2 separate regions of the Mus musculus genome follow, and region 2 is linked to region 1. A link is a loop called in an ENCODE intact Hi-C map of the cell type or tissue named here. Cell type or tissue: left cerebral cortex. All regions are shown on one strand. Links, peaks and the distances in the headings refer to the core of each region. The heading gives the core; the rest is flanking DNA.

Region 1 (2,811 bases), core at 9-2,508:
CCATCTCACCCACACAGTGCCTATCTCCCAGGGATGGTGACATGTGGCTGCTAGGGATGGAACAGAAGTCATCAGGCTTGTATGGGAAGTTCTTCTTCCCATGGAGACGTCTCGCTGGTCCACCGGACAGTGATTTTTATGTAAACTACAGACAAGACTCCACACAGAGTATTGGTGCATTGGGTAAAACTTCTGGAAGCATCTGTATTCTTTCTGAAACATTCTTCCTGTCTCTGTTAAGGTTCCTTTTTATAGTCTTTGGAAGCAGTCCCATGATGGAACAAACCTAGGCCTCAGAAATGCTAGGGTATCTGCCATGAACTCCAGGTGTGGCCTGACATCCTACCCTGTTTCTGCTTCTTGGCACTGAGATACTCATCTTTGCGGTTCACACGCGGATGCACTGTCCCAGGTATGCTACTAGAATAAACTGTCCCCAGTCCTCTAGGAGACATAACCATCTCTTCCGTGGGTAATTTGGATGACAATATTGCTCGGGCTCATAAATAAATCTGGGATGAATAGCTAAACGGCTTTTGACAGATTAACACATTACTAAGCAGAAGGGTATTTAGAATTTTAAGACTCTGAAAGCCATGTGTAATTATCCAAATGAATCAATGCTTTCCACTGGAGTTTTGGACACATGAGCAGGTACATGGAGAGATGAAGGGGGTACGTCGTGAGGCCCGCTGCTGTTAACAACACCTTCAAGTTTCGGCAGAAGGGAAGGAAACATGCTATTTTTCATACTGTGGCATCGCCCCATACAAGGAGGCAGTTGTTTTGCGGAATGATAAATAGAAGGCTATTACATGCTTAATTAAAGAACCAATCCTTTCAGCTCTGAAAAAAAAAAATATAATCCCCAACTGAGTAGATATGTGAGCGTTGGAGAGGAGGCACGGTGTTTTAGACTTGCTGTTCCTTGCTCTTGTTATTGTCAGAGAACATCATTAAAACAGATCTCTCCTTCCTGCCGCTGCATCCTCAGACTGCAGGCCCGTGGTGTTGGCTCCTAAGGCAGTCCCCACCCTCCAAAGAACAGCTGTCATGTTTTTTATGAGGTCTGATGGAAGGTGAGGTTGCACACACCCTGTCTGGAACCTGTTAAGGACATACAAAGCTCAGCTTGGATTACGGATGTTATTTTAATGAATGTGGTGCCCTCTTCTGGTGGAAAGCCTAAATCAACAATGAAATCTTGTGGGCAGAAGACCAAGCTCGGCATCTTGTGCTCTCAGCACAGAACTGTGGATCGTAGGCCAAGGGGAGACCCCAGTAAGTGATCAGGCAGCACTCAAACCATTCAAATCCCCATCAAAGCTACACGACAAAATGAGTAAATGAAAATGCTGAAACAAGGGAAAGAAAGGCAGAAATCTGGCACTGAAGTAGAGAGAAGAGAAGTAACGAGGGAATCCCCCAAGGGCTATCTTTAAAAGAGAAAATAGGGCTTAAAATAGCTGTTCATCTTTAAGTGACAAGCAAATGGCCTTTTGATCACTGGTGTTCTTAAGAAGAATTCTTTCTATTAAGCATGTCAATGCATGTACAGACTTAAAGGAATAAACATCGGTTGGAGAAAATAATTGAAGACATTCTTAATGGGAAGCTAAGTGCGCTGTGAGAGAAATGCCTTCTTTAGCATTGTGATTTTTCATGAGATCAAACCTACAATATTAAAAGGTCTTTGGGGCTGGACAGACAAATGGCTCAGTGGTTGAAGAGCACATACTGCTCTTGCAGAGCACCTGAGTTTGGTCCCCAACATGCAGATCAAGTGGCCCAAAATCTCTTCTCATTCCAGCTCAGCAAAATTCAACGCCCTCTTCTGACTTCTTTGGGTACAGCAATCGTGTGCACATAACACCTCCCTGCAGCGAAAACTATCTCTCTCTCTCTCTCTCTCTCTCTCTCTCTCAAAAATAATGTCTCCTCACATTTCTCCACATCCTTTTGAGGGTTGACACTTTGAAGGCACTTTTTAGATGAATACTTGAGCCCCAACTATATAATTATTTGTCATTAAACAAAATCTGTAGCCATCCTTAAGGATGGCGTCAAATATTTATACTTGAACAACAGCAAAACACGCACCAATGTATCAGGGATACACATGTATGCTACTTCTTGAGTCAATTCTATAGGTTAAAGGCCAGAGATATTTACAAAATGGTTAACCTTTTAACAACAAAACCGTTTAATCAACCAAAGAACCCTAGCATTCCAGACAGAGGAAACAGATTCTGTCTATTAACACTCCACTGATTGTTAAACTATGCCCACTCTTGCGTGCACCCAGTTTATTATGCATCACAAATTCTGTCACTTGCTAGAGGCTGTGGCCCAGATTGAACATGTATTTATGAAAATAAAGCCCAAGACGTCTATAGTATGCTGTCATGCAGGGCTTCCAGTTCAGGAGGCTGGAGGGATAGATCTCCAAGCCAGCCATAGCCAAAAACCATGAAGAGAGCCTGGGTTCTGACATGTAGTTTCTGATGACTATGTGGATTTCATAAGCTCTGGGTTTGTGAGTGGCAGGAAGTTGGGAAGGGACACTGTCGATGATGGAAGTAACCATGTTTTCTCTTTGGTACGGTTTGAATAAGAATTGTCCCCCAAAGGCTCATTAAACACTTGGTTCCCATTCTTTGGGAATGTTGTGGGACCTTCAGGGGGCGGCACCTCACTAGAGTCAGTGGGCCACTAATGTGTGGGGTGGCTTTTGAGGCTTTATACTCAGCTCCTCCTTTCTGCTCACTCTCTGCTTCCTATGTATAGCTGCAGTGTGACCAGCCAGCCTCA
Region 2 (2,811 bases), core at 227-2,726, 640 kb before region 1:
TCTGGCTAGGAAGGGAAAGGGGCCTCCTCAAGTAAGAGTGAAATGTGGGATGCCTGCTCCTCTGCTGGCAAAAGCTTCAACCAGATACAATGCCAAGGTCTTCTTTCCCCCTTTTCTGTCCCTGGGATTTCCCTTTGTCTGACTTTAGAACAGTTGATATGGCAGAGATCTAAGAAATAACAGCCGAGGTGTCCTCTGTCTGAGATGACCTGGGGTTTGCTCATGTTCTATCTTCTTCTTCCCTGGTGTTTTGGATGTGGATAAGTGCCCACAGGATGTCTGGTAGGATTTTCAGGATCTCACATCCAGGAATAATGGATGTGACTATATGGATACTAATAGCAGTAGAGACCATCCATAAGGAAGACATAGATACTCCTGAGAGAGGAAGTGGGCTAGAGGGCTGGGGCAGAACCCGGCGTCAAAAGACCCCAGAGTCATGGCTCCTACAAGGTTATTCACAGAGCACCACCTTCTCCCAGGTTTGAAGACAGACAGACAGACTTCTGCACACATTCTGCTAATCTTGTGAAGCCTTGGTGGGAAGGGATCACCAGACTTCCTGCCAATGGCTTCTTTTATATGTTAATCTCGATTTATCCCTCCATACCTACTCTACTGACCTAACACACTGTACATTGTCATCAATTAGACTAGTTCCTTCCCTCCATTCTTTCTGAGGCATTACCATGTATAAGTGACTATCTAGTATCAGCTCCCTGTCTCCTGGCCAGCGTGCTAAGAACTCACTCCTGCTTTCTGGAGTGGGCGTTGGAGCTTGGACACACTGGGGTGGCTAGATTCTGTCTGCAGCAGACTGCGAGAAAGGGGCATTATCCACAAATGTCACACAGTGGTAGTGGGAAGGAAGGGCAGGCTGACATGCTGGCTGTCCCTAGTTCCTCCAAGAAAAGAAAGCATCCCGCCTGGGTTCATGCAAATTCAAGGGAGTATTTTGATAAAACAGTACTTGGAACAGCAAGATGATGCGTTTCGTATATTCCACTGTCTCTGGCCAGTCCACCAAGGGAGGGTCTCTGGGGTTATCCACGAGAAAGCTCTAAAATTGCATTATAAGGAATATTTGCCCATTAGCTTAGATGGAATTGTCTCCTAACAGGGTCCTGAGGGTGGAAGGCACTGTCAGGGGGAGGAGGAGAGAGAATTGAAAACTAATTGACAAGGCAAATGGCATTTTCTTGGAACCCATGCAAAAATGTGTCTAGCTGGGCTCCGTGTGTCCAGCAGGGGTCAGCAGTGCACAGACATTAATTCTTGTGGGCCCAGGAGCTTGGAGATGTCCCTGAGCTAGCCACAGGGAAGATGGCTGTGGAGCTTCATAGATTTCCCTGGCCTGGCAAACCAGGACATTGACGCCCAATCTCTGTCCTATGGCCACACTCTTTATTCTTCCCCATGTCCCGAGAAGTCAATAACTCTTTAGGTCAGCTGGGTTTTTATTCTGGCCACGTCCTTTTGTCTTTTGCCCACCTTGGGTGATTTAGTATCTCCACAGCCTGCCTGCAGATTAAAAGTAAAGTAGGATTAAGGAGTCAGCCTCATTAATATGATAGTTCAGCTAACAGATGCTTAAAATAGCATTGCAAGCCATCCCTCTTCCTGGGTTGAGATTGTATTAGAGCTACCGTGGGCACGACACCTGCAGATCATAGCAGGGAACTTGAGAGTTGATACTCCTTTAGAATGGAAAAGTCCCCGCAAATGTGAGAAAAACAATTCTCAATGACTTCTACTCAAATTAGGGATAGAAAAGACACCCAGTTTGTGTGTCCCTAATGCTGCTGAAGAATGGAGCTCGTCACGTATTTTCTCAGCAGTTTGTCATGTTTGTTTTAAATGAGGTTAATGATGGATAGCTCTGTCTGCTTTGCTGGGCTGAGATGCTTTTGCAGGCTGCATCCTCCTTCCTCTCCTTCCAGAAATTTCTTGTGTCTTTCATAAGGTTCCCTTCCCCCGGCTTCCTCTCCCCAAGGTTAATCTAATTCTGTTCTTTTAAAAAGAACCCCCTCTAAATAATGCCCTAGCTCTTCCTCCTGTTGAAACCCCTCAAGGATGCTCTAGTCTGGAAAAGACATGGCGTCTCCTCTTTAACTGGCTAGTTCCAATCAGCAGGCTGGTGTTCAAGTGTCATTTTCCCTGATATCATTTTTAGTTTAAATAACAGGCCACAAACAATTGCTAAAGGCCTTCTAGAACATTCCACTGGGGTCTGGCCATTAAGTAATATTTTGATTTAAAAAAACAAATGCAAGTTTGCACAGGAGGCAACCAAAGAAACAGTCAGCACTAATTGGTTATCAGAACAGCAAAAAGTCCATTTTCCCTGGCTTTTAGACCATATTCTCTGAGCTCAGAGGACTACCCTCGATGCTTAATGGTTAGACTTGGTGAGTAAATATGTATTAGGAAGCAAGTCATTTGGAGAGCTGTGGAGTAAACAGAATCTAAAAGCCACCGCCAATGGATGCCATTCTCCTTTCTGGTCACATCTGCCCGTACAGCAGCTCTCAACCTCGTCTCTGGGAGCTCACCTATCACTCTGCCTTGCTCATTCTCAGTTTCCTCAACTGCAAAATGGGGAAAGCAAGAGCTGCCACACCAGCCCGTCATGATGCTCAGGCCGATGTGCACAGCATTTAGCAGCCTGCAGCAAGTCCCCCAGGTACGCAGCCTTTGCCATTCTTATGGTTGTGACTGCTGCTATCAGTCTATGCAATCCTGATCCTGTGCCCGGGTGCCTTTTAGAGTGTCTGCATGTCTCTAGAGTTCTCAGCAAAATGTTACCTAGGG

What was found. A loop is a pair of places that touch in the nucleus more often than their neighbours do. Peaks named below come from ENCODE experiments on the same cell type or tissue, not always from the same donor. Only the 100,000 strongest peaks of a DNase experiment are listed, where the experiment ranks them.
Region 2: a loop joins it to region 1, with 8 times the contacts of the local background. A loop is called at or near these places in 15 of 42 quality-filtered maps.

The regions. Positions count from the first base shown.
Region 1 is chr1:126,430,663-126,433,473 of GRCm38, forward strand. The region is part of intron 4 of Nckap5 (NCK-associated protein 5); the gene reads right to left. Among named protein-coding and RNA genes, the nearest start is that of Gm35562, 390 kb to the left of the region's middle. In left cerebral cortex, for the core only: CTCF peaks have their summits at 1,182 (motif pointing left) and 1,817 (motif pointing left); a DNase peak (open chromatin) is centred at 1,168; H3K4me3 peaks cover 506 bases.
Region 2 is chr1:125,788,724-125,791,534 of GRCm38, forward strand. The region is part of intron 1 of Gpr39 (G protein-coupled receptor 39); the gene reads left to right. Among named protein-coding and RNA genes, the nearest start is that of Gm41943, 52 kb to the right of the region's middle. In left cerebral cortex, for the core only: a CTCF peak has its summit at 1,233 (motif pointing right); a DNase peak (open chromatin) is centred at 1,261.